Linked DNA regions of Homo sapiens: region 2 is linked to region 1. The links are chromatin loops, found by intact Hi-C in ENCODE. Cell type or tissue: MCF 10A. All regions are shown on one strand.

What was found. Peaks named below come from ENCODE experiments on the same cell type or tissue, not always from the same donor. Only the 100,000 strongest peaks of a DNase experiment are listed, where the experiment ranks them.
Region 2: a loop joins it to region 1, with 6 times the contacts of the local background. A loop is called at or near these places in 1 of 110 quality-filtered maps.

What each region holds. Positions count from the first base shown.
Region 1 is chr4:188,011,937-188,019,936 of GRCh38, forward strand. No RefSeq gene overlaps it. Among named protein-coding and RNA genes, the nearest start is that of ZFP42, 20 kb to the left of the region's middle. In MCF 10A, no CTCF peak of the experiment used is centred here; DNase peaks (open chromatin) are centred at 815 and 3,285.
Region 2 is chr4:188,123,917-188,131,916 of GRCh38, forward strand. LOC107986337 (a long non-coding RNA gene) reads right to left here and starts at 3,646. Exons shown (of 3, transcript XR_001741958.2): 1 at 3,187-3,646; 2 at 2,512-2,643. RefSeq lists an enhancer at 2,897-4,096. In MCF 10A, no CTCF peak of the experiment used is centred here; a DNase peak (open chromatin) is centred at 3,745.

The sequences.
Region 1 (8,000 bases):
ATGGTAGTGATATTTTTGTAGAGGGGAAAGCTTTATGGAGTATGTGTATGTACTCAATAGGTCTTACACTTAGGCAGATTAAAGATGCCTGCAAATTCTGGCCGGGGGCGGTGGCTCACGCCTGTAATCCCAGCACTTTGGGAGGCTGAGGCAGGGGGATCACAAGGTCAGGAGATCGAGACCATCCTGGTTAACACAGTGAAACCCCGTCTCTACTAAAAATACAAAAAATTAGCCGGGCGTGGTGGTGGGCGCCTGTAGTCCCAGCTACTCGGGAGACTGAGGCAGGAGAATGGCGGGAACCCGGGAGGCGGAGCTTGCAGGGAGCCGAGATCGCGCCACCGCACTCCAGCCTGGGCGACAGAGCGAGACTCCGTCTCAAAAAAAAAAAAAAAAAAAAAAATGCCTGCAAATTCTTTGCTACTTCTCCCAGTGAGAGTAGGGGTCTATTTCCTTCCCCTTGAGTTTGGGCTGGTCTGTGACTGCTTTGATCAGTACAGTACAGTATAATGTAAATGGTGCTGCAATGGTTATGCCAATTCCAGGCTTAGTTTGTAAGAGGCCTTGCTGTCTTGGAAACCTACTGCTAGTTTGCTGCTGCCTTGGAAACCAACTGCCGTTTAAGAAGCATGACTACCCCAAGACCACCCTCCTGGGCACAATCCAAGCCAGCCACAGGCAGAGGCCCTGTAGGATAAGAAATCATGTGGAGAGAGAAGCTAAGGAGCAATGAGGTGCTGGGCTTGCAAGTGAAGAAGGCGACTGGAAAAGCCATCTAGCCTGGATCACCCCAGGTGACGCCACAGGAGTTGGTCCCTTTCCAAGTTTCTAACCCACAAAATGATGCACAGTACAAAAAGATTGCCTTAAGCCGCTTAATTTCGGGTTAGTTTGTTATGCAGCAATGAATTACATACACCCCACTTCAGGCTTGTTTTTGAATTTTATGGTCCCTGCTTTACATGTGTGTGTATACGTGCATACATATATATACGTATAGAGAGATTGTCATATGACTATATACATACGTACATATATACATATAGAAATAGATAAGATTTTGTCGTATATCTAGTTAGTGCCCAAGTTCAAAAGGAAGTCTTTATATTTCTAGGTTTATATACTAGATTTATTTTCAGCCATATGACAATGAAATAGTGAGTTCCCTCTTCCTTAAACATTAAAGACTGATTCTATTTGGTGGGGTATCTAAGGAAACTGCAGCTGCCTTTAGTTTACTAAAACTCAGTCTCTAAAGATTGGTGGAGGGAGAATCTCCACTTGGGAGGAACAGTTTTTCTTCACGGAACCAGTTCTGAGGCTGGGCCTGGTGGCTCATGCCTGTAATCCCAGCTCTTTGGGAGGCCAAGATGGGAGGATTGCTTGAGGCCAGGAGTTTGAGACCAACCTGGACAAAACAGCAAGACCCCGTCTCTACAAAAAAAATTAAAAATTAGCCAGGCATAGTCCCAGCTACTCAGGAGGCTAAGGCGGGAGGACTGTGCAAACTCAGAAGTTCGAGGCGGCACTGAGCTATGATCACACCACTGCAGGCCAGCCTGGATGACAGAGCCGGACCCTGTCTCAAGAACCGGTCCTGCCACCTGGGTGGGTCACCTTCTTGGAGGAATATCATTAATTGCTGTCACCACAAGCACTGTCCTTAAAGGGCCATGCTGCACTTCACACTCTGACCCAAGCCTGAGCACCTAGCTCTTTCTTTATTTCTTAGTAAAACTGAGATGAGGTTGGAACATGTAAAGGCCTCTATTAACGGCAAGAAAATAATACCGCTTGGATTCTCAGGCCACAGGCTTAAGAGAGGTGCACCTGTTTCAAGATCTAGAGTTAAGAGGCTCCAATGGTTCATTTCTATCTGAGACCTGGTTTAGGTTTCTGGCTGGGATCTACCTTACTCAGTATTCTACCTTACCCGGTATGTCTCACTGACCTCTTCATGAAAGTTTATCTCCACGCATTGTGTGACTTCACATTTCACTTAACACGCTAACAACGTAAACGGCTCAACAGCCCCAAAACGTAGATAAGAAATGAATACATTCTTTATGAACTTTTTCTGTAAATCTGCTGGCGGGATTAAAGTATTAGATAGAGTATTTAACTAGAAGACCCCTCTAAAGTTACCCAAGATGGGAATAGAGAATGAACAAGAGAGAGAACTTTGCCCCTGGCAAGGGGCAGTTTTGCAGGCTTTGTAACCCATCGTAAAGGGTTAGAACTTTGCCTTGTAGTCAATAAAGGAAGCATAGAAGGGATTAATAAGCAAGTAAGTGACATGATCAAATTCACTCTTTAGAAAATTCATTTAGGGTGCAGAGTTAAAGATGGATTGGGAGAAGGAAAAGATGAAGCTGTTGCCATAATCTAGAGGTGAGGTGACATGTCTTTCTGGACTTAGTTTCCAGCACAGGCACAGAGCACAGTAAGTGATTATAGATGTTTGAATATATGCTTGACTAGACAAAGCTAAAAGGATTTCCAAGCAGTAGTAAACATAGAAAAGTGACAGATGCACTAAACTTAAAGTCAGTGACACACAACAATCAAAAGGTAAATACACCCATTTAAAATGGGCATAGGGCTTGAGTAGACATTTCACCAAAGAAGACAGAAAAACAACCAATAAGCACGTGAAAAGATACTCAACATTATTCATCACTAGGGAAATGCAAATCAAAACCACCCTCAGATACCATTTCACACTCTCAAGGCTGCCTATAATCAAAACAAGAAGTATTAGCCAGATGTGGAGAAATTTGAGCCTTCATTCGCTGCTGGTGAGAACGTAAAACAGTTTAATAGTTCCTTAGAATATTAAGCATCGTTACATAAACCAGCAGTTTCACTCCCAGGTGTATACCAAAGAGAAATGAAAAAAATCTGTCCACATAAAAACTTATATATGAATGATCATAATAGCATAATACATAATAGCCAGAAAGAAGAAAAAATCCAACTGCTCGCCAACTAATGAATAAACAAAATGTAGTGTGTCCATACAATGAAAATTTCAGCCATAAGAAGGTAGCACTAATACGTGTGATAACCTGGATAAGCCTTGAAGACATGCTAAGTGAGAGAAGCCAGACACAAAAGTACCCATATTGTAAAGTAGCATTTATGTGAAATGTTCAGAACAGACAGACCCAAAGGAACTCAAACCCAAAGAGTTCCCCAAAGAGGTTAGCAGTTGCCGGGGCGAGGGCGTGGAGGCGGTAGGGAGTGGCCGCTCATGGTACTTTTTGTGGCATGTTAAGAATGTGCTGAAATTAGGTAGTGTCAGTGATTGCAGAACTCTGGGAATGCAGTAAAAACCGCTGAGTTGTATACTTTGAAAGGGCCAATTTTATGACATGGGAATTGTATCTCAATAAAGCTGTTATTTAAAAAAACCATTTATGCAAACTTTTATAGACTTCTTAACTATTTTACAGTCACTTTCATCAGAAGTAATAACGCAAAAATTCAAACACCCAGGAGGTTACACATTCTGTGTTAAGAACACAGACTTTGAAATCAAGCAGACTGAGTGGAAACCCAGTTCCATCCCGTAGAAACTGTGTGACGTTGGACAAATGACGTAACTTCTCTGAACCTTTAATCATCTCTAAAATGTAAATAATACCTATCAGACATGTTATAAAGGTGAAATGAGACAACAGAGAAAAAAGTCCTAAGCTAAAGTACGGACATGAATTATTATCCAGGGTATTGTTATTCTTTACTGTGCCAAGACAATGACCCAGCCCCCTGAAGGTATTACAGTTTTATAGCACATTCTAGGTGGTTGACATAAATTGCCATGTTTATGTTTCCTTAGTGAGCACATATATTAACGTTTGAAAAGTATGTTGAGGCCAAGCACAGTGGCTCAAACCTATAATCCCAACACTTTGGGAGGCGGAGGCAGGAGCATGGCTTGAAGCCAGGAGTTCAAGACCAGCCTGGGCAATATAACAACACCCCGGTTCTACAAAAATAAAAAAAGTAGCCGGGTATGGGGGCACACGCTTGTAGTCCCAGCTACTTCGGAGGCTGGTAGAAGGATCTCTTTAGCCCAGGAATTTGTGGCTATGGTGAGCTTTGATTGTGCCACTGCCATCCCTGCCTGGGCAACAGAGTGAGCCCTATCTCTTAAAAAACAGGTGGGGCGCGGTGCCTCATGCCTGTAATCCCAGCACTTTTGGAGGCCGAGGTGGGCGGATCACGAGGTCAAGAGTTCGAGACCAGCCTGACCAACATGGTGAAACCCCATCTCTAATAAAAATACAAAAATTAGCTGGGCATGGTGGTGGGCACCTGTAATCCCAGCTACTCAGGAGGCTGAGGCAGGAGAATCGCTTGAACCCGGGAGGTGGAGGTTACAGTGAGCAGAGATCATGCCATTGCACTCCAGCCTGGGCGACAGAGCGAGACTGTCTCAAAAAAAAAAAAAAAAAAAAAGAAAAAGAAAAGAAAGGAAAGGAAGGAAGGAAGGAAGAGTGCAGATGCTGGGAGGCGCCTTGCACTAAGGCGGCTTTCATACTGTGCGTAGGAGCTTCGGTTTCTCACATTTAGAACCTAAAGCCATTGAAGGTAGAGCTCTAATATTTTGTATTATTTTTTAAATTGCTCATAAGAACTGAGCTCATTTTCAAGAAATACCTCAACCTATAAAGCATAAATAAAAGGCATAAGCACCAAAAATTCACGAGCTCTAAGGAACCATTCTGGTGAATGCATTCTTCAAAAAAGTAGTGCGTTTAATCAGAGGAGCAGTAAGTTCAGGTTTGCATGCTGTATCTGACACCTTTGTGTGGCCCGTGGATATAAGCAGATGTGAAGCAGAAAAGAGGGAAAGACTGGAGAATTGTTGGTTTGGAAATAAGAAATATGGAAAGCCTGGAAAAAGCACAGTTGTCGGGATAAGGAGGAGAGAGGAGGAAGGACATGTTTGGGTTAAGTGATCAAGCTGGGGCCGTACGCGGAGTGAGGGAGGGAGGAGGAGGAGCAGACAGGCAGGAGGATCCTGAGGTATTCAGCTTGCTGGAGTGAATGGATTGAGATGCGGTTGAAGGAGATGGGAACTGGGAATGCAGGAAGAGAAGCCAGAAGGGGAGACTGCATGACAGTTCGGCTGAAGATAAGAATTATTCTGAAATGGCAGTTGTGCATGTTGGAAAAATAAATCACCATGGAAATGAGCCTGATCAAATTTGACTAGGGAAACTGAGAGTTGTACAGAACTCTCATTCCAAAATGTTATCAAGTCCTTAAGATAATTTAACTCTGTGTTGCAAAATAGGTAGACATAAACAGAGAGGAAAACAGTATTTTCATACAGAACAATGAAGAGGAAGTACTAGATTTAATTGGACACACGCTTCTCACATTTAAAGATGGGGAGGAGATAATGGTGTCCCTTTGTGTCCTTCCCAAAGAAATATGGGGAACTGATAATGCCTCACATAAGTCTTAAAGGAAGAAAATGTAGAGCATGCACTTTTGCAGATCACTCTCTCATTAACAAACAAGCTCAGAAGAAATGTGGTCTCAATGAAATGCTTCCTTTCTTGGAGCTTAAATACGGTCAAATCTAAATATCTAAGAAATCAGGAAGTTTGACATCTTTAACCACTAAAGATTAAGACAAATTTTTTACATGTAAAGTTTTATCTGGATATAGGGACTTCCTGATCAAGGAAATAGTTGAAAGGAATAAAAAAAAACAACTGAGTCACAGAACATTCCATCAATGAATTATTGTCCAGGTTTGTTCAGAAGTGGTGACACTAATATTATTTTGCTCAAAGTAAATAAACTGCATTGCTGACTACATAAAGAGAGAGAAGTTGTACCTTTTTGCTTACCTCTGTTTTCCCGATGCCTAGTGTAAGTTGTCTAGCACGTAGTAAGCAGACAGAAACTAACTACATATGTGGAATGAATGTACGTGGGAAAGATCAATTCTGAAACGTGTATAGACGAGAAGTAACAAATATTCTTAAAATAGTACAAGAACTCATCATTCATTCATCAAATTCGTTTTAATATAAATTCTTTATTGAAATATTAGAGACAGAAAATAAGTCATAAATGCTCTTATATTCCCCTTACCTGCTTCCAAACTTTACCTTCCCTACCGCAAAAGATAATCTTTCTACTAACCTCTAACGCCATATTTGCTGTTGATGGCATCTGAGAAGTCTCCAGTTTTCAGCTATTACTAACAGTGCTGTGATGAATATTTTGTTTTTTTGGTTTTATTTTGTTTTAGAGGAGGGGTCTCACTGTCACTCAGACTTGGATGCAGTGGCATGATTATGGCTCACGGAAGCCTGGATCTCCTGGGCTTAAGTGATCCTCCCACTTTAGCCGCCCAAGTAGCTGGTACTACAAGCACACACCACCACACCCAGCTAATTTGAAAAAATTTTTTAGAGATGGGGTCTCTCTCGCCATGTTGCCCAGGCACATCCTGAATTCCTGAGCTCAAATGATCATCCTGCCTCAGCCTCAAAACGTGCTGGGATCACAGGTGTGAGTCACCATGCCCAGCCTCTTCTGTATATAACTAGAATTGCCCGTTCTTTGGATGTATATATGATCAGCTTTAAAGGATATTTTTGAACAGTTTTCCAAAGCAAGAGAGGAAATTCCTCTAAAGCATTTTCTTAAGTGATGAATAGGAGCTTTCTAATGCATTCTTTGCCGTTTTCACAGTGTGGACATTGACATTCATGGTGCAAAAGCAATGATGGATAAACCAGTTGGTGCCTTAGAACGAATCAAGCCAGTGGCACCAAACTGTCTTAGTAGTCATTACATACTAGTAGTCACTGCCATGTATCAAAGCAAACAAGAGCCAGTTTTATTTTTTGAATGTCTTGATGATGTCGGTTTAAAAATAAATAAATAGAAATTTTAAAACTTGAAATGTTTTAATGAAGCACTAAAAAGAGTCAGTTTTACTACATCTCAGCCCTTGAGTTCACATTATTATGAAGTATTTTTTAATATTTTCTCTGGTGAAACGGACATACGCATAAAGCGTATCTGTTGCATGCCCAAGTACCCAAGTACAACAAATGTATCAAAGAATAGAATCTATGAAATTGGTGGACTTGAGAGCTGACTTAGCTGATTTTTTTCATGGAACATAAATTTTACTCGAAAGAATGACGAAGATGCTGGGTATGGTTATTCAGATTGGGGTGTCTCTCAAAAATATACAGACATACTCTTAGAAACAAGTGAAATGGGCCTGTGATCTCAAAGAAAAAACTGTTTTTGGTCAGGGATAGAATTTGAGTTTTCACAAGAAAACTAGAAATTTTAAAAATTTTAAAAACTTGAATCTATCACTGTGAACTTCGCAGCTTGCCCGTACTTTAAAATTTTCTGATAAGATTATCATGTTGTTTTATGAATATAATTTTTCAACATTATCTACTGAAATATGTCAACATTTGGAAGATCTGAATAACTCAGTGAACCAATATTTTCAATGTATCATATTACAAAATTATACATGAGGAGAGATCCATTAAAAGTGCAAGAGATAGGCCAGGTGTGGTGGCTCACACCTGTAATCCCAGCACTTTAGGAGGCCGAGGTGGTTGGATCATGAGGTGAATAGATCGAGACCATCCTGGCTAACACGGTGAAAACCCATCTCTACTAAAAATATAAAAAATTAGTCAGGCGTGGTGGCGAGCGCCTGTAGTCCCAGTTACTCAGGAGGCTGAGGCAGGAGAATCGCTTGAACCCAGGAGGTGGAGGTTGTGGTGAGCCGAGTTCATGCCACTGCACTCTAGCCTGGCAACAGAGCGAGACTCCATCTCAAAAAAAAAAAGACCTACACCTGTAAAGGTTTGGTGTAGATTCAAAGAGTATCCACAGGTATCTGAAACAGCTATTAAAATACTGTATGAGGCTGGCTTTTCTTCATATACTTCACTCAGTCAACATATCAAAACGGATTGAATACAGAAGCAGAT
Region 2 (8,000 bases), 110 kb after region 1:
AAAAGGCACTAGCCTTCTAGGGAATCACTGTCATTGGGTTGGACATTTCAGCTGGGCGTGAACTCTAAGGCAGCAGATACCCAGGGTGCTTCTCCTCAGCACCCACCACGGAACTGACCTCCCACCACATGATGCTGATGCTTCCCTTCCTATGTGATTTTTTGGTATTTCTTTTGCAGCCTGCTTGAAGTGACATAATGACCAGATACGTTTGTGAGGATGCTGACTGGGATTTGGTCAGAGGCCCCGGTAGGCCCACTGAATTCTTACCGTACATCAGTGACCTCATAACCTTTCAAGCTTTCTATTCATGAAGCTCAAAACACCCCTCTCAGTAACATACACACATCACTTGATAGATTTTGCATTTTCTTGGCTCTTAATATACTCAAATGCCTTTTTCATTTAAATCTAGAGTTTGATCTGGATGAAATAATGCATTTTTCCATATATAGGCATTTCTGCTACGTGCAATGTATTTTCCTAACAAACAAACAAAAAGACACCCCACTCTGCCAGATAATGTATTAAAATAATAGTGCTTCCGTAAGAGTTAGAGTGGAACACTCAATCCCTATACAACTCAAACCAGATGCTTACAAAATGTTAACAGCCCTTAAAAAAAGGCCACATATAGAGTCGAGGACACATAAACTTCTAACAACGACAAAAACAAAAATACAGGGTAACTATTGAATCTGCTTTTTTTGGAAGTGAAAGTTATTTGATAAGAAATTTGGGAAAGGGTTGAGGCTGCCGAGTTAGGGTGGCCAGGACAAGAGGCACATAGGAACAGCAAAATCAGCATCTCTATGACAGAGTATCTGGTCAAACTGAGCCAAGAAGAGTGTGGTGTGGATGGCTGTCGTGATCTCATCATAGCAGAGAGATCACCCCACTGAGGGCTTGCTGCCTTGGCTGCGTTAGTGTTCTCTGCCTTCGACTGCTCTTACTTACAACCAAACTTCAGTGTGCCAGGGAAAGGACATGTTTGAATCAACATGATTTTCTTGTCATACTAAAACAAGTCCTTTACTTTGCATTATAGAAACATGTTATTTTTAGCCCTACAGTTGATTTCTAATCCTCGTAGGACAATTCCCAAGGATGTTTAAGATCTATTTGAACTTTGAGTTTCACCTGCCTTCTATAATCATGACAGTGGAGACTCCCCATTCTACATATTCTTTCTGGACAGTTACCTGTGATCTAGTCTTCAGCTACCTTCTGTATGCCAGAACTTCATCTCTAGTTTAGGTCCCTCTGTTCGTCTTCAGGCTCATAAGGATGTACATATTGATCACTGGAGCTCTCTATCCAGATATTGTGCAGGACACCTCAAAGTCAAGGTGTCCAAGATGAAACATGTACATATATATACACCATTCTCTCCCCGTGTCAAAGGCAACCACATCCACTCAGTTTTTCAGGAATGCCAGTATTGTCTAGGAAAGACTATCTGCGTCATATTTCTATAGTTAATTACTAAGTTTTAGCTATCTAAGACTTTTTTTTTTTTTGAGATAGAGTCTCACTCTGTCGCCCACGCTGGAGTGCAATGGCATGATCTCGGCTCACTGCAACCTCTGCTTCCTGGGTTCAAGCGATTCTCCTGCCTCAGCCTCCTGAGTAGCTGGGACTACAGGTGTGTGCCACCACGCCTGGCTCATTTTTGTATTTTTAGTAGAGACAGGGTTTCAACATATTGCCCAGGATGGTCTTGATCTCCTGACCTTGTGATTCGCCTGCCTCAGCCTCCCAAAGTGCTGGGATTACAGGTGTCAGCCACCGTGCCCTGCATGTCTAAGACTTTATACAACATTAAAGTCCACTTATCTCTATCCCACTGCCACTACCCCAGCCCAGCTTCTAGCTGAGAACTGCAACCAAATATCAAGTTTTGTGACAGTGTAAACTATTTTGATCCCAACCTGAAGCCAGTCAAAATAAATAAATAAATAAATAAAAAATAATCTTTCTCTGCCAATCTCTTGTTTACCACTTTGGTGGATATATATTTACTTTGGAATTAAGTACACATTTTTTAGATGTGCAAGGCCCTGCCTATTTTCTCCCAAATAACTTTTGCTGATGAGGAGCTTGACTTACTCCTCCTTCCAGTCCTTTCTACGTAATAATGGTGCCCTCTGAGCCTTCTTGTTCCTTCAAACCCTATTAGGATGGAAGAAGTGACGCTTGAGTAGAATCCTTAACTATTTCTTTGAAACTGTTTCTGGCTTTGGTGCTTTGTGTACTCACTACAGCCATTTTACCATAGTTTCTAGATCATGACTGTCCAGTGACTTTTCTGACTCTTCCATGAGGATAGTTTCCTTGAGGCAAGAACTCGCTATATTTTCTGGCCTTTATATAGTTTGGGTGCTCACATTTGGCCAAATTGGTGTTTACACTGTGGTGAGGAGAAGCTGCAGCCTGTGACCCTGGACTCACTGAAGACTCCTCGTTAATCAAGCGGCCATCCTTATTCGGAAGAGCCCCAAGCATACTCACCTGTTCATTTTTCTCTGCCGAGGCAGTTGTCCGCTTGTGAGACCATTGCCTTGTGTAGAGAATTCCGGATTTCTTGGGCCTCATTCTGAAAAGGATAACGATTATCCTCTCTTGGAGGTTGCTATGCTAGAGCTATAAAGTCAAAAGTAAGCATAAATTTAGGCGTGAATTAGAATGTGGAAATTAGCATTACTGTCAGTCAAAACGGGGCTTTTGGGGCTCCTGAGTCTCCGTTGTTGACAGGTCAGGGATAGAAAATGAATGAGCTAGTAGGAATTGTTTTGAAGACCCCACGTCTTCAAAGACGGAAAGAATGATCAAGAATGAACCCCTGAAATTTTCTTTTTTTCTTTTTTCTTTTTTTTTGAGACAGAGTTTCATTCTTGTTGCCCAGGCTGGAGTGCAGTGGCACAATCTCAGCTCACTACAACCTCTGCCTACCGGATTCAAGCGATTCTCCTGCCTCAGCCTCCCGAGTAGCTGGGATTACAGGCATGTGCCACCACGCCAGGCTAATTTTGTATTTTTAGTAGAGACGGGGTTTCTCCATGTTGGTCAGGCTGGTCTCGAACTCCCAACTTCAGGTGATCTGCCCACCTCGGCCTCCCAAAGTGCTGGGACTATGGGCGTAAGCCACTGCTCCCAGCCTGAAATTTTCAGAGTAGACAATCTTACCTTGAAGATGACTTTTGCCTTCCCAGTGATGAATTTTGAGAGAGACTTGTGTTGCTGAGACAGAACACGAGTCTCACACAGGAGCATCAACTCTGTCAACACAAGCCTTCAGGCTTTTTGGGTGCATCTCACATATGCTATTCTTGAAATCCATTACATGACATCTCAGATGCTTTGCCATCTCAGCCATCATCCCCTACTGCACAGCAAACCTTGGAGCCATAACCAGATGTTCCTTTCCATCTCCCTAGAGGCACTCACAGCAAGGCCTGCGTGCACCTGCAATTACAAGTGGTTTGATCAAATGATGCGAATGGATAGAACAAGTCAGCTCTTTCTTGAAATCTGGTAGATCCAAGCTAGCCTTCATACTTTGCAGGGAGGAAGAGAAGGATTAAGGAGAGAAAAATCAATAAAAACCTCTCATCTTGACCTGATTTTTTTGCAGCAACAGGAATTTGTCTTTAATGTCAGCTCACGATCACATGCCTTCATCTTCTGAGTCACACTCTGACTGAGTCACACTTGCCATTCTTAGCCTGTATAGAAGTTGTCTGGGACTTTCCTCCCTCCACCCTACACCTCCCTCAGAATGTTACTGTCTACCCACACTCATCTGGGAACTCTCATTTGGAATGAGGGGAGGGAGGCACAGTTTTGCTAAGAGGCAGAATAAAAGCATGCCCCGGGTGCCAGCCTCCAGCTGCCTGGGAACCCAGTCTTTGTGAGGTGGTTTTATTTGTGAAAGTCGTGATTCTTAACTTCTTAACTTCATTGCATGTTAGAATCACCTGAAAAGTGACAACAATTCTGATTCTTTTTTTGTTTTTTTTAGACGGAGTCTCGCTCCGCTGCCCAGGCTGGAGTGCAGTGGCGTGATCTCAGCTCACTGCAACTTCTGCCTCCCAGGTTCAAGTGATTCTCCTGCCTCAGCCTCCCGAGTAGCTGGGATTACAGGCATGTGCCACCACACCCAGCTACCTTTTGTATTTTTTAGTGAAGACTGGGTTTATCCATGTTGATCAGGCTGGTCTCGAACACCTGACCTCAGGTGGTCTGCCTGCCTCGACCTCCCAAAATGCCCAGATTACAGGCGTGAGCCACGGTGCCTGGCCTTGCTGGCTCCTTTTGAAAGCCCTGTCATAAACTTACCTAGAAGTAAGCGCTCTCTTCTCTGGCCTTACCAACTGCGGCTACAAGTAATCAATGAGCATGGGAGGAGTGTCCCCAGGCAGCATCTGGCACCAATTATTATTGGATAGTTCAGGGGCCAGGGGAACCTCAGCCCATCCACTGCCAGGGACGGACTTGACAGGATCCTTGCCCAGCAAGCCTCCTTTTGGTCACAAAACTCAAGGAGTCTGGTTGCCAGCCAAACTCCTTGAGTTCTGCATTTGTGGCTCATTCAGTTCTGTGGAAATGGCAGCATGGCTCTGTGGTTGATAGCCTGGACTCTGAAATAAGGCCACCTCTGGGCCGGGCGCAGTGGCTCACGCCTGTAATCCCAGCACTTTGGGAGGCTAAGGTGGGTGGATCACAAGGTCAGGAGTTTGAGACCAGCCTGACCAACATGGAGAAACTCCGTCTCTATTAAAAACAAAAAAAATCAGCCAGGCGTGGTGGTGGGCACCTGTAATCCCAGCTACTCAGGAGGCTGAGGCAGGAGAATCGCTGGAACCTGGGAGGCAGAGGTTACAGTTAGCAGAGGTCGAGCCACTGCACTCCAGCCTGGGCAACAAAGGGAGACCCCATCTCAAAAAAAAAAAAAAAAAAAAAAAAAAAGGCCACCTCTGTGAATCTAAGAGAACTCACATAACTAGAGTTTGTTTTCTCATCTGTAAATGGGGCAGGAACTCATGTCCACCTCACAGGGTCACATGTTGAAAGTGTTCAGAATGGTGTCTGGCAAGAATTGGGTGCCATTAGAACAACTAGTCTCGTTTCTTTCCGTTAAAGATCCTATTTTTTGCAGGGGGGTGAGAGGTAGAGTCTTATGGATAAATGTTAAGATTTCTGGGCCGGGCGCGGTGGCTCACACTTGTAATCCCAGCGCTTTGGGAGGCCAAGACGGGTGAATCACAAGGTCAGGAGTTCAAGACCAGCCTGGCCAAGATGGTGAAACCCCGTCTCTACTAAAAATACAAAAATTAGCCGGGCATGGTGGTGGGCACCTGTCATCCCAGCTACTCGGGAGGCTGAGGCAGGGAATTGCTTGAATCTGGGAAGAGGAAGTTGCAGTGAGCCGAGATTGCGCCACTGCACTCCAGCCTGGGCGACAGAGAGAGAGTGCCTCAAAAAAAAAAAAAAAAAAAAGATTTCCCTAAGAAAAGCAAAAAGTGGACTTTCTCATTAAGGAAGTGGTGTGCACTTATAGTCCCAGCTACTTGGGAAGCTGAGGCAGGAGGATCACTTGAGCCCAGGAGTTCAAGGCCAGCCTGGGCAGCATAGCAAGACTCTGTCTCTACAGAAACAAACAAACAAACAAACAAACAAAAAAAACAGATGAGGAAACAACGTGTATATACTTAAGCATCTGTTTCCCTATAAAATACTAGTTTAATGTGGGATGATTATTTATTTCCTAATATACTGGGTGTATTACACCACCTAGAACTTAAAAGGTTTTTAATAATTCCTGCAGAATTAAGTGATAGAAGCAAGCACAGAACAAGTGACCTTTGATCTCAAGAGTTTTTCTAAATTAATCTGCTATTATTCTTTACCAATATTAAATCCTATACACATGGTAGTAATTCAAATTATTTATCTCTAATAATCTCAAACCCCAGAATCTGCATTAGAATGAGGGAAGAAGTTAAACTATAACTCCTTTTTTTTGAGACGGTGTCTCACTCTTGTCGCCCAGGCTGGAGTGCAATGGCATGATCTCGGCTCACTGCAACCTCTGCCCCCTGGGCTCAAGTGATTCTCCTGCCTCAGTCTCCCAAGTAGCTGGGATTACAGATGCCTGCCACCATGCCCGGCTAATTTTTCTATTTTTAGTAGAGATGGGGTTTCACCATGTTGGCCAGGCTGGTCTTGAACTCCTGACCTCAGGTGATCCACCCACCTTAGCCTCCCAAAGTGTTGGGATTACAGGCGTGAGCCACCGCGCCTGGCCTTAGACTATAACTCCTAAATGTCAACCAAGTGTTTAAATTCTTATTTGTCTTATTTGTTTGAACTGCTTTTCAAAGTTTCCTGCCCAGGCTCCCCAACTTACACAATTTCTTTTTGACTTCTCCCCCATTTTTTTAAATCTCTTTAAGAGACAAGTACATAAAGCACCCAGCAGAAAGCCTGAAACAAGGAAATTTTCTTCATTTAACATTTATTAAAGCAAGGGGATGAACAATATAGCCTTTATTCTCCAGAAACAAACAAAGCACCTCCCCCTAAATCCTCAGGGAAGCTACGCAGATGGAAGCTCTAGAGAGCACCTCCCAGTGTCCAAGCTGGGCAACTGGTTGAGAGTGGCTGGGTTCCACACACCAGGAAACCTGTGCAGTTACAGTGCCCGGAACCTTCCCCACAGATATGGCCCCATGTCTTGCTGTGTAATGTTAAAGGCGAATATTGTCAAGCTGAATTGTGTCTTTAAATATTTCAGAGATAACAAGAGTGTTGCGATTTTTGTTTGTTTGTTTGTAATATTTTGACTCACCGTCAATCAGATTACACATTTTATTTCTGAAATATTCAGTGAGTTTTCTCACTCCTAAATAGTAGCTTATCTCTTCAGTTGAAATACGTGTTAGTCCGTAAAGGTCCAGATCGAATACCATTTCTCCCGGAAGTTTTTTCTAATTGTTCCAGCAAGAATGTCATGTTCCCGCCACTAAAATGCCAAAGCAGTTAATTAATTTAAATTCTACCACTCTCAGGGCACACGTCTTTTCATTTCGTAGATTTTTCTTCTTCTTTTGCACGTATATCTTCTGCTCCCAAAGAAGAGAAATAATTTTTAGTCACTTTCAGCACTGAGCTCATTGCTCTCTATATAATAGAGGCGCAATATCTAATCGTTAAATAAATAAAAGCTGCCATTGAAGTTGCAAACTATTAAAAAATTTTATTATATCACAGCTGAAACCAATCTTCAGAGACAATTTTATCCTTAAAGCTGAGGAAAATTGCTTCATTAATTGGCTTACTCCAAGTCACACCTCACATTTCTTAGCTCCTACTCTATTCTCCAATATTTCTTTACTGAAAAAACTGCTGACAAATTATTTAGAAGGTATATGTGTGTGTGTGTGTCTGTGTGTGTATTTGGAGACAGGGTCTTGCTCTGTCACCCAGGGTGGAATGAAGTGACAATCATAGCTCACTGCAGCCTTGAATTCCTGAGCTCAAGAGATCCTCATACCTCAGCCTCCCAAGTAGCTGGGACTATAGGCACACATCACCACTCCTAGCTAAATATATATATATATATATATATATATTTATATTTAGAGACAGGGTTTCTCTATGTTGCCCAGGCTGGTCTCAAACCCTTGGTTTCAAACTGTTCCCCCACTCTTCGTTTTATTTTTTAATTTTAATTTTTTTATTTTTTTTGAGATGGAGTCTCACTCTTGTCGCCCAGGCTGGAGTGTAATGGCACGATTCCGCCTCCTGGGTTCAAGCGATTCTCCTGCCTCAGACTCCCAAGTAGCTGGGATTACAGATGCTCACCACCACGCCTGGCTAATTTAAAAATTATTTTTGGTAGAGGCGGGGTTTCTCCACGTTGGCCAGGCTGGTTTCGAACTCCTGACCTCAAGTGATCCCCCAAGTGATCCGCCCACCTTGGCCTCCCAAAGTGCTAG